Linked DNA regions of Homo sapiens: region 2 is linked to region 1. Evidence: read pairs that join two places in POLR2A ChIA-PET (ENCODE). Cell type or tissue: K562. All regions are shown on one strand. Region 1 overlaps UBE2H-DT (UBE2H divergent transcript). Region 2 has its middle 42 kb from the start of MIR183.

The links. Peaks named below come from ENCODE experiments on the same cell type or tissue, not always from the same donor. Only the 100,000 strongest peaks of a DNase experiment are listed, where the experiment ranks them.
Region 2: POLR2A ChIA-PET joins it to region 1 with 6 read pairs; 5 of 35 experiments call an interaction of 5 or more read pairs at or near these places.

What each region holds. Positions count from the first base shown.
Region 1 is chr7:129,967,943-129,972,942 of GRCh38, reverse strand. All of the region lies in intron 1 of UBE2H-DT (UBE2H divergent transcript), which reads right to left. Among named protein-coding and RNA genes, the nearest start is that of UBE2H-DT, 17 kb to the right of the region's middle. RefSeq lists enhancers at 3,289-3,930, 3,931-4,573. In K562, no CTCF peak of the experiment used is centred here; a DNase peak (open chromatin) is centred at 2,653.
Region 2 is chr7:129,814,409-129,819,408 of GRCh38, reverse strand. No RefSeq gene overlaps it. Among named protein-coding and RNA genes, the nearest start is that of MIR183, 42 kb to the right of the region's middle. In K562, no CTCF peak of the experiment used is centred here; no DNase peak of the experiment used is centred here.

The DNA.
Region 1 (5,000 bases):
CCTGGCTAATTTTTGTATTTTTAGTGGAGGCAGGGTTTTATCATGTTGGCCAGGCTGGTCTCGAACTCCTGACCTTGTGATCTGCCACCTCGGCCTCCCAAAGTGCTGGGATTACAGGTGTGAGCCACCATGCCCAGCCTTTTTTTCTTTCATTTTTAAGAAACAGGATCTTGCTCTTCTAGGCTGGAGTGTCATGAGGTACAATCATAGGTCACTGCAGCCTCAATGTCCTAGACTCAAGTCATCATCCTGCCTCAGCCTCCTAGTAGCTGGGACCACAGACTTGCGCCACCACATCCAGCTAATTGGGAGGTGGGATTACAGATAGCTGTTATTTTCTTTTTCCTTTTTTTTTCTTAACTGACTAAGCTCCAAGACCGTTATTTTCTTTCTTTTTTTTTTTTTTTTTGAGAAGGAGTCTCGCTCTGTCATCCAGGCTGGAGTGCAGTGGCGTGATCTCGGCTCACTGCAATCTCCGCCTCCCGGGTTCACGCCATTCTCCTGCCTCAGCCTCCCGAGTAGCTGGGACTACAGGCGCCTGCCACCACGCCTGGATAATTTTTTGTATTTTTAGTAGACGGGGTTTCACCGTGTTAGCCAGGATGGTCTTGATCTCCTGACCTCGTGATCCACCCGCCTCGGCCTCCCAAAGTGCTGGGATTACAGGCATGAGCCACCGCGCCTGGCCTCAAGACCATTATTTTCTTTACATGTTCCAGGTTTTCCCCACTAAGAACATATTCTTTTTTTTTTTTTTTTTTGAGATGGAGTCTTGCTCTGTTGCCTAGGCTGGAGTGCAGTGGCATGATCTTGGGTCACTGCAACCTCCGCCTCCCAGGTTCAAGCAACTCTCCTGCCTCAGCCTCCCAAGTAGCTGGGATTACAGGAGTGTACCACCACGCCCAGCTAATTTTTGTATTTTAGTAGAGACGGGGTTTCACCATGTTGGCCAGGCTGGTCTTGAACTCCTGACCTCAAGTGATCTGCCCACCTTGGCCTCCCAAAGTGCTGGGATTACAGACGTGAGCCACCATGCCCAGCCAGGAACATATTACTTTTCTTTTTTCTTTTTTTTAAGACAGAGTTTCGCTCCTGTTGCCCAGGCTGGAGTGCAATGGCATGATCTCGGCTCACCACAACCTCCACCTCCTGGGTTCAAGTGATTCTCCTGCCTCAGCTTCCCGAGTAGCTGGGATTACAGGCATGCCCCACCATGCCCGGCTAATTTTTTGTATTTTTAGTAGAGATAGGGTTTCTCCATGTTGGTCGGGCTGGTCTCGAACTCCTGACCTCAGGTGATCTGCCTGCCTCGGCCTCCCAAAGTGCTGGGATTACAGGCATGAGCCACCATGCCCGGCTGGAACATATTACTTTTCAAATCAGAAAGGAGGCTGGGCGCGGTGGCTCATGCCTGTAATCCCAGCACTTTGGGCGGATCACCTGAGATCAGCAGTTCAGGACCAGCCTGACCAACATGGTGAAACCCTGTCTCTACCAAAAATACAAAAATTAACTGGGTGTGCTGGCGGGCACCTGTAATCTCAGCTGCTCGGGAGGCTGAGGTAGGAGAATCGCTTGAACTCAGGAGGCGGAGGTTGCAGTGAGCTGAAATAGCGCCACTGCACTCCAGCCTGGGCGACAGAGTGACACTTCGTTTAAAAAAAAATTAAATCAGGAAGGATATTAAAAGTGAAAAATAATTTCAGGTCTACAAGCCACTGTGGTTATTCTATTTGAATTCTAAATGTTCCCTCAGTTTTCCTGCCAATCTTATTCTGTTTCCTTTTGAGGAACTAATAGCTTGTAAGGTAGGGGTGAGCAGTTGGATTTATAAGTGTGGAGAAGCATCCTGGCACCTCTCTGAGAGTTTCCTCCCAAACCAGGCCACCTCCCCAGCCTTGGCTGCCCTCCGAGGGAGTGGCCCACATGCAGGTGAACTTCACACTCCACAGTATCCGGGCAGGAAGCCTTCCATTCCACTGGCCTCTGGAGGAAGCCCGCAGCTCTGAGCCCAGTTGCCAGTGTGGGAGGGAAACTGAGACTGGGAACTCACTGCAGAGCAGACTCCAGGGACTGTCTCACACCTTCCCTACCCTAAAGACAAGCATTTCCAAAAGCTACTGCACCCCTTTTCCTCCCCTTCAGGGTTGGGGAGAGAGATTTGAGAATTGAGGGTAACCCTGGCCGGGCACGGTGGCTCACACCTGTAATCCCAGCACTTTGAGAGGCCGAGGCGGGTAGATCATGAGGTCAGGAGATCAAGACCATCCTGGCTAATACAGTGAAACCCCATCTCTACTAAAAATACAAAAATTAGCTAGGCATGGTGGCAGGTGCCTGTAGTCCCAGCTACTGGGGAGGCTGAGGCAGGAGATTGGTGTGAATCCGGGAGGTGGAGCTTGCAGTGAGCCGAGATCTCGGCACTGCACTCCACTCCAGCCTGGGCAGCAGAGTGAGACTCCGTCTCAAAAAAAAAAAAAAAAAAGGAATTGAGGGTAACCCAGAAGTCAGGAGTTTAACAAGAGAAAATACCAGGCATGACAGACAAGTCCTGGCTAGGTCTTGGCTGGATGGAAGCAGGGAAGCTAACTGGTCATCGCTGGTGGCTGGGACCAGCCTTGTGAGTAACCAAGAGGCCAGGCCAGTGGTTCTGAGACCCTGAGTGTGTTTCAGAAGGTCTCAGATAAAGAATGTGGGAGGTTTACCCCTTCTTTGTGCACTGCTTGAAAATCCCAGGCAAGGAGGTAGCTTAGATAATGTAGCATACACTGAAATTCTTCTGTGCTGAGACACTTATTTCCTGTCTTTATTCAATGCCAGTGAATACCAGAAAGTTTCCTTTTCAGGAGCTTGAAATTCAGGCATCAGGAAGGTGAACAGAGCCGCAAGCAAAGGCACATGGACACGTGTGAATCACACAAGCACTAAAAGCCACCATGGAGTGGAGGAGGGGAAGGTGAGGCCTGGGTGGGGCCTTCTGCAAGAAAACAAGGAATATCTGTTTAGGGATGGGGGTGGGGAGAGAAGGAAAATAGCCTCAGGGGACCAGAAAGTCAAACACTGACTTCAGGAAAGGCAGTGTCTGCACAAACGTTCCTTCTGAGGCAAGAAGATACAGGTAATGGCGGAGCACGGTGGCTCACATCTGTAACCCCAGCACTTTGGGAGGCCAAGGCGGGCAGATCACCTGAGGTCAGGAGTTCAAGACCAGCCTGACCAACATGGAGAAACCCCGTCTCTACTAAAAATACAAAAATTAGCTGGGCGTAGTGGCGCGCCCCTGTAATCCCAACTACTCGAGAGTCTAGGCAGGAGAATGACTTGAACCCGGGAGGCAGAGGTTGCAGTGAGCCGAGATCGCGCCACCGCACTCCAAGAGCAAGACTCCATCTGGAAAAAAAAAAAATTGGTTGGTATCTACATCAAAATGGGCTTTCTATCTTTTCCTCACAGAATTCAACTTACTCTCCCCCGACTCCAGTCTTAGACAACACTACTGGCTACGTGCAGGACAGTCACCCCCTGTTTTCCTGCCAAGGGCTGATGGTCACCCCATGGAGTACTGGAGGTTGGGAGAAGGGTTAGAGTTATCTTTCTAGTACCATTCCCTCCCAGAGAGGAGAGAAGTTTCTACTTAAGAGTGCAAGGTAGAAAAGCAGGAGGGTTTGTAAAGCTCCTACCCTCAAGTAAATGCATAATTTGCCTGTCCTAACGTGGCTTCCTAGAAAACAGAGCTAGAGGCAAAGCCCAAGGGTTAATGTTTCACTGGGGTGGGCTGCAAGCCCAGGGCAGCAAGAGTGAGGAAGAGGGGAAGCTAGGCAGCTGAGGAAGGAACGTGTTCTCATTATGGATGACAGGTCGTTGTGTTTTCATTCATTCGGGGGCCTCCAAGCGTTAGAAGAATCACATGGGGACAAAGCAGCAGCAGAATGAGCCACTGCGGGCTCCTTCCGGCCTCCTCTCTCTTTTCCATAAAAGTCCACCCCACGGTGTTAACTCCCCTTCATGTGCAGGTTGTGTTACTGGGCCCCTCTCAGCAGCTACTGGGGAGCCAGAAGGTCCTGGAGTCCAGTTTGGTGCTGGAGCTGCTGCACCTTGGCCCTCACTCCTAGGGGAGGTTGAGGCAGTGGCTGTGTGAGGAAAGAAGCCATGGCAGTGACAGCTGTGCCTGGAGAGCCACAGAAGGATGCAGCCGGCACTGCCCTCACTACGCGGGAAGCACTGCAAGACTGAGAGACTGAGGCAGGATCAAGGCCTGGGAAGGAGTGGGGCTTAGCAAATCTAAGGAGGTTTATAAACTGGGTCCAGAACATTGACTTAGGGAAAAACTGTTTAGATTCTAAATTTGATGTTCTGAGCAGCCAGATGTATTGTGACTGCAACTTCTGTAAGCACCGGTTTTAAAAAAGCATGTGAATTGAAAGATTTCTTGTGTTCTCTCCTCATGACAAAATGATGCAACTATCTTGGCCGGGTGTGGTGGTTCACACCTGTAATCCCAGCACTTTGGGAGGCCGAGGCAGGTGGATCACTTGAGGTCGGGAGTTTGAGACCAGCCTGGCCAACATGGTAAAACCCCATCTCTACTAACAACACAAAAATTAGCTGGGCATGGTGGCAGACGCCTGTAGTCCCAGCTACTCGGGAGGCTGAGGCAGGAGAATGACTTTGTCTTTAAAAAAAAAAAAAAAAAAAGATAGAAAAAGATGCAACTGTCTGCAAGGCCTAGAGGCCTTCCAAGTTTGCGCTGGGCTTGAAACTATGTAGACGGCCTAGATCACTGGCCCAACCACTGTCCAGGTTTGGAACAGCTTCATTTATTTCTTTATTTTTTTGAGACAGATTTTCACTCTTACTGCCCAGGCTGGAGTGCAATGGTGCAATCTCAGCTCACTGCAACCTCCGCCTCATGGGTTCAAGCGATTCTCCTGCCTTAGCGTCCTGAGTAGTTGAGATTACAGGCATGTACTACCACATCCAGCTAATTGCTAATTTTGTAT
Region 2 (5,000 bases), 150 kb after region 1:
CTCGGCCTCCCAAAGTGCTGGGATTACAGGCGTGAGCCACCGTGCCCAGCCTTATTTTTTTAATTAATTAATTAATTAATTAATTAATTTTGAGACAGGGTTTTGATCTTGTTGCCCAGGCTGGAGTGCAGTGGCGTGATCTCAGCTCACTGCAACCTCTGTCTCCCAGGTTTAAGCGATTCTCCTGCCTCAGCCGCCCGAGTACACCACCATGCCCGGCTAACTTGTATTTTTAGCAGAGGCGGGGTTTTACCTTGTTGGCCAGACTGGTCTGGAACTCCTCAGGTGATCCACCTGCCTCAGCCTCCCAAACTGCTGGGATTACAGGTGTAAGCCACCATGCCCTGCCTTAATCAGCTTCAAAAATATGAATAGAGCAAGATTCAACTATATGCTATTTATAGGAGATATATTTTAGATTTAAGCATACAAATCGGTTGAAAAAATTTTAATAGAAAATGATACAAATGGTAACCATAAGAAAGCTGCAGTGACTTTACTAATATCAGACAAAATAGACTTTAAAACAAAATATGGCTGGGTGCAGTGGCTCATGCCTGTAATCCCAACACTTTGGGAGGCCGAGACGGGCAGATCAGTTGAGGCCAGGAGTTTGAGACCAGCCTGGCCAACATGATGAAACCCCATCTCTACTAAAAATATAAAAATTAGCCAGGCATGGTGGCCGGCGCCTGTAATCCCAGCTACTCAGGAGGCTGAGGCAGGAGAATCGCTTGAACCTGGGAGGCAGAGGTTGCAAGGAGCCGAGATTGTGCCATTGCACTCCAGCCTGGGCAACGAGCAAGACTCTGTCTCAAAACAAACAAACAAAATATGTCACTAGAAGTAATGAGGGACATTGTATGATGATAAAAAGATCAATCCATCAGAAAAATATAACAATTATAAACATGTACCTAAAAACAGAGCCGCAGAATATATGAAGCAGAAAACAGAATTGAAGGGAAAAATAGACAATTCACAATATAGTTGGAGACTTTAATATCCCACTTTTAATAATACATAGAACTAATAATAGAACTAAATAGGTAGATAGGAAGAAGATCCATATGGAAGCAGAAGACTTGAACAACACTATAAACCAACTAGACCTAACTGACATCTGTAGAACACTCCACCCAAAAACAAGAGAATACACATTCTTCTCAAATGCACATGGAACATTCTCTAGGATAGATTATATGCTAGGCCACAAAACTAGCATCAATACATTTACAAGGAATGAAGTTGTACCAAGGATGTTTTTTGTTCATAATGGAGTGAAATTTGAAATTAACAACAGAAAGAAATTAGGAAAATTCAAAAATATGTGGAAATTAAACATATACTCATAAGTAATCAATGGGTCAAAAAATAGACCACATGGGAAATTAGGAAATACTTCGAGATGAATGAACATAAAAACTCATCATGCCAAAATGTATAGGATGCAACTAAAACAGTATTTATAGGGAAAATTATAGCCGTACCTGTCTATATTTAAAAGGAAGAACAACCACAAATCAATAATCTTAAGTTTCTGCCTTAAGACACTGGAAAAAGAAGAAGAAACTAAGCCCCCAGCAAACAGAAGAAAGGAAATAATAAGGATTACAGTAGAAATTAATGAAATAGAAAATTAAAAAAAAATAGAGGAAATTAACCACACCAAAAACTGACTATTTGAAAAGCTCAACAAACTTTACAAACCTTTAGCTAGACTGACCAAGCAAAATACAAACTAACTAACTAAAGGGGGGAAAAAGAGAAAAGAAAAAAAATTGTGAAAATCAGGAATGAGAGAGGGAACATTACAACCTCACTTTACAGAAATAAAAAAGATGGAGCTCAATGCAGTGGCACATGCCTGTAATTCCAGCTACTTGGGAGGCCGAGGCAGGAGGATAGCTTGAGTCCAGGAGTTTGAGACTAGCCTGGGCAACACAGTGACACCCTGTCTCTAAACTAAAAAGAAAAAATGAAAAGGGAATACTATGAACAACCATAAGACAACAAATTAGACAACTTAGATGAAATTGAGAAATTACTGGAAAGACATAAAAACTAACAACTCAAGAAGAAATAAAATATCTGGATAGACCTATAACAAAAAGCTTGACTTAGTAGTTTGAAAACTGTCCACAAAGAAAAGCTCAGGCCAAACCAGTTTCACTGGTGAACTCTACCCAAAATTTAAAAAGGAAATAATGCCAAATTTTGACACTCTTACCAAAAGATAGAAGAGAAAGGAGCACTTTTCAACTCATTTTATGAGGCTAATAGTATTGTAATACCAAAATCAGACAAAGATATCATAGGAAAAGAGAACCACAGACCAATATCTCCTATGAATATAGATGGAAGAATCCTCAGTGAGATACTGGCAAACCAAAACCACTAACGTGTGAAATGTATTATACACCGTGACCAAGCAGGATTTATCGCAGGAATGCAAGGTTGGCTTAACATGTGAAAATCAATTAATGTAATACATTGTATTACTAGAATAAAGGACAAAACCCACATAATCATCTCAATAGATGCAGCAAAAGCATTTGACAGAGTTCAACACCCTTTAATGATAAAAACACCTGACAAACTAGGAATAGAAGGAAAATTTCTCAACCTGTAAAAAAGAACTCACAACTAGCATAATGCTTACTGGTGAAAGACTGAAATCTTTCCCCTACATCAGGAATGAGACAAGGATGTCTGCTCTTACTGCTTCCTTTATTTATTTATTATTTTTTTTTGAGACAGAGTTTTGCTCTTATTGCCCAGGATGGAATGCAATGGCTTGATCTCAGCTCACTGCAACCTCTGCCTCCCGGGTTCAAGTGATTCTTCTGCCTCAGGCTCCCTAGTAGCTGGGATCACAGGTGCCTGCCAGCACACCCAGCTAATTTTTCATATTTTTAGCAGAGACGGGGTTTCACCATGTTGGCCAGGCTGGTCTCAAACTCCTGACCTCAGGTGATCCACCCGCCTCAGCCTCCTAAAGTGCTGGGATTACAAGCGTGAGCCACCGCACCTGGCTGCTCTTATCACTTCTATCTAACATTGTGCTAGAGGTTCTAGCCAGGGAGGTTAAGCAAGATAATTAAATAAAAAGCATTCAAATTGGAAAGGAATAAATAAAATTGTCTCTATTTGCAGATCACAGTCTTGTATATAAAAAGTCCTAAGGAATAGACTGATTAAAAATCTGTTCGAATGGGCTGACGGAGTGGCTCACACCTGTAGTCCCAGCACTTTGGGAGGCCGAGTTGGGTGGATCACCTGAGGTCAGGAGGTCAGCTGTAATCCCAGCTACCCAGGAGGCTGAGGCAGGAGGAACATGGGAACCAGGGTTCAGGGTTCAGAGGCTGCAGTGAGCCGAGATTGAGCCACTGCACTCCAGCCTGGGCAACAGAGCAAGACTGTCTCAAAAAAAAAAAAAAGTTCTGTTAGAATGAAGAAGTTTAGCAAAGTTGCAGGATACAAGATCAATATACAAAAATCAATTGTCTTATTTCTACATCTTAGAAATGACCAAACCAAAAATAAAATTAAGGAAACAATTCTATTTTCTCTTTTGTTTTTCTTTTTCGTAGAGACAGGGTTTCTTTCTGTCACTCAGGCTGGAGTGCGGTTCATGGTCATAGCTCACTGTAATCTCAAACTCCTGGGCTCAACTGATCCTTCTGCCTCAGCCTCCCAAAGTGCTGGGATTACAGGTGTGAGCTGCTTTGTCTAGCTCAATTCCATTTTCAGTAACATGAAAAATAATAAAATACTTAGGAATAAATGTAACAAAAAAAGCAAAATATGACATTGAAACTGTAAAACATCATTGAAATAATGTAAAGACCTAAATAAATATTAATAAGATATTCCTTCTTCATCTGTTGGAAGACATCTGTTGGAGATCGCACCACTGCACTCCAGCCTGGGTGACAGAATGAGTCTCTGTCTCAAAAAATAAAAATAAAAATAAATAAATAAAATAAATAAAAAAGTAGCCGAGCATGGTGGCGCATGCCTGTAGACCCAGCTACTCAGGAGGCTGAGGTGGGAACATCACTTGAGCCCGGGAGGTCAAGGCTGCAGCGAGCCACGATCATGCTGCTGCACTCCAGCCTGGGTAACAGAGTGAGAGCCTTTCTCAATTTTTTTTTTTTGAAAAAAGTAACACATAGTGCTGGGACAACTGGCTATACATATGCAAACAAATGAAGTTGGATCCCTATCTCACATTGTATACAAAAATTAACCAAAAGTGAATCAGAGACCTAAATGCAAAAGCTAACACTATAAACTGTAGAACTTTTACAAGAAAACATAGTTGTAAATCTTTGTTGGATTAGGTAATGGGTTCTTAAATATGACACCAAAAGCATAAGCAACCACAGAAGAAATAGATAATTTGGAACTTCATCAAAATTAAAAACTATTGTTCTTTAAGGACAGTATCAAAAAGGTGAAAAGACGACCCAGAGAATGGGAGAGAATACTTGTAAATCACATACCTAAAATAGGGGCCTAGTATCCAGAAAATACAAACAACTAGTACAACTCAACAATAAAAGATAACATAATTTTTTAAATGGGCAAAATATCTGAAGAGACATTTCTCCAAAGAAGATATACAAATGGCCAATAAGCATATGAAAACATCCTCAATATCATTAGTCATTACAGAAATGCAAATCAAAACCACAATAATTAGTCAGTCATGGTGGTGCACACCTGTAGTTCCAGCGACTTGGGAGGCTGAGGTGGGAGGATCTCTTGAGCCCAGGGGTTCAAGGCTGCACTGAGCCATGATCCTGCCACTCCATTCCAGCCTCCAGCTGGGGTGACAGACAGAGACCCTGTCTCTAAACAAATAAACAAAAAACCACAATAAGATTCACTAGAGGCCAGGCACGGTGGCTCATGCCTGTAATCCCAGCAGTTTGGGAGGCCGAGGTGGGTGGATCATCTGAGGTCAGGAGTTCGAGACCAGTCTGACTAGCATG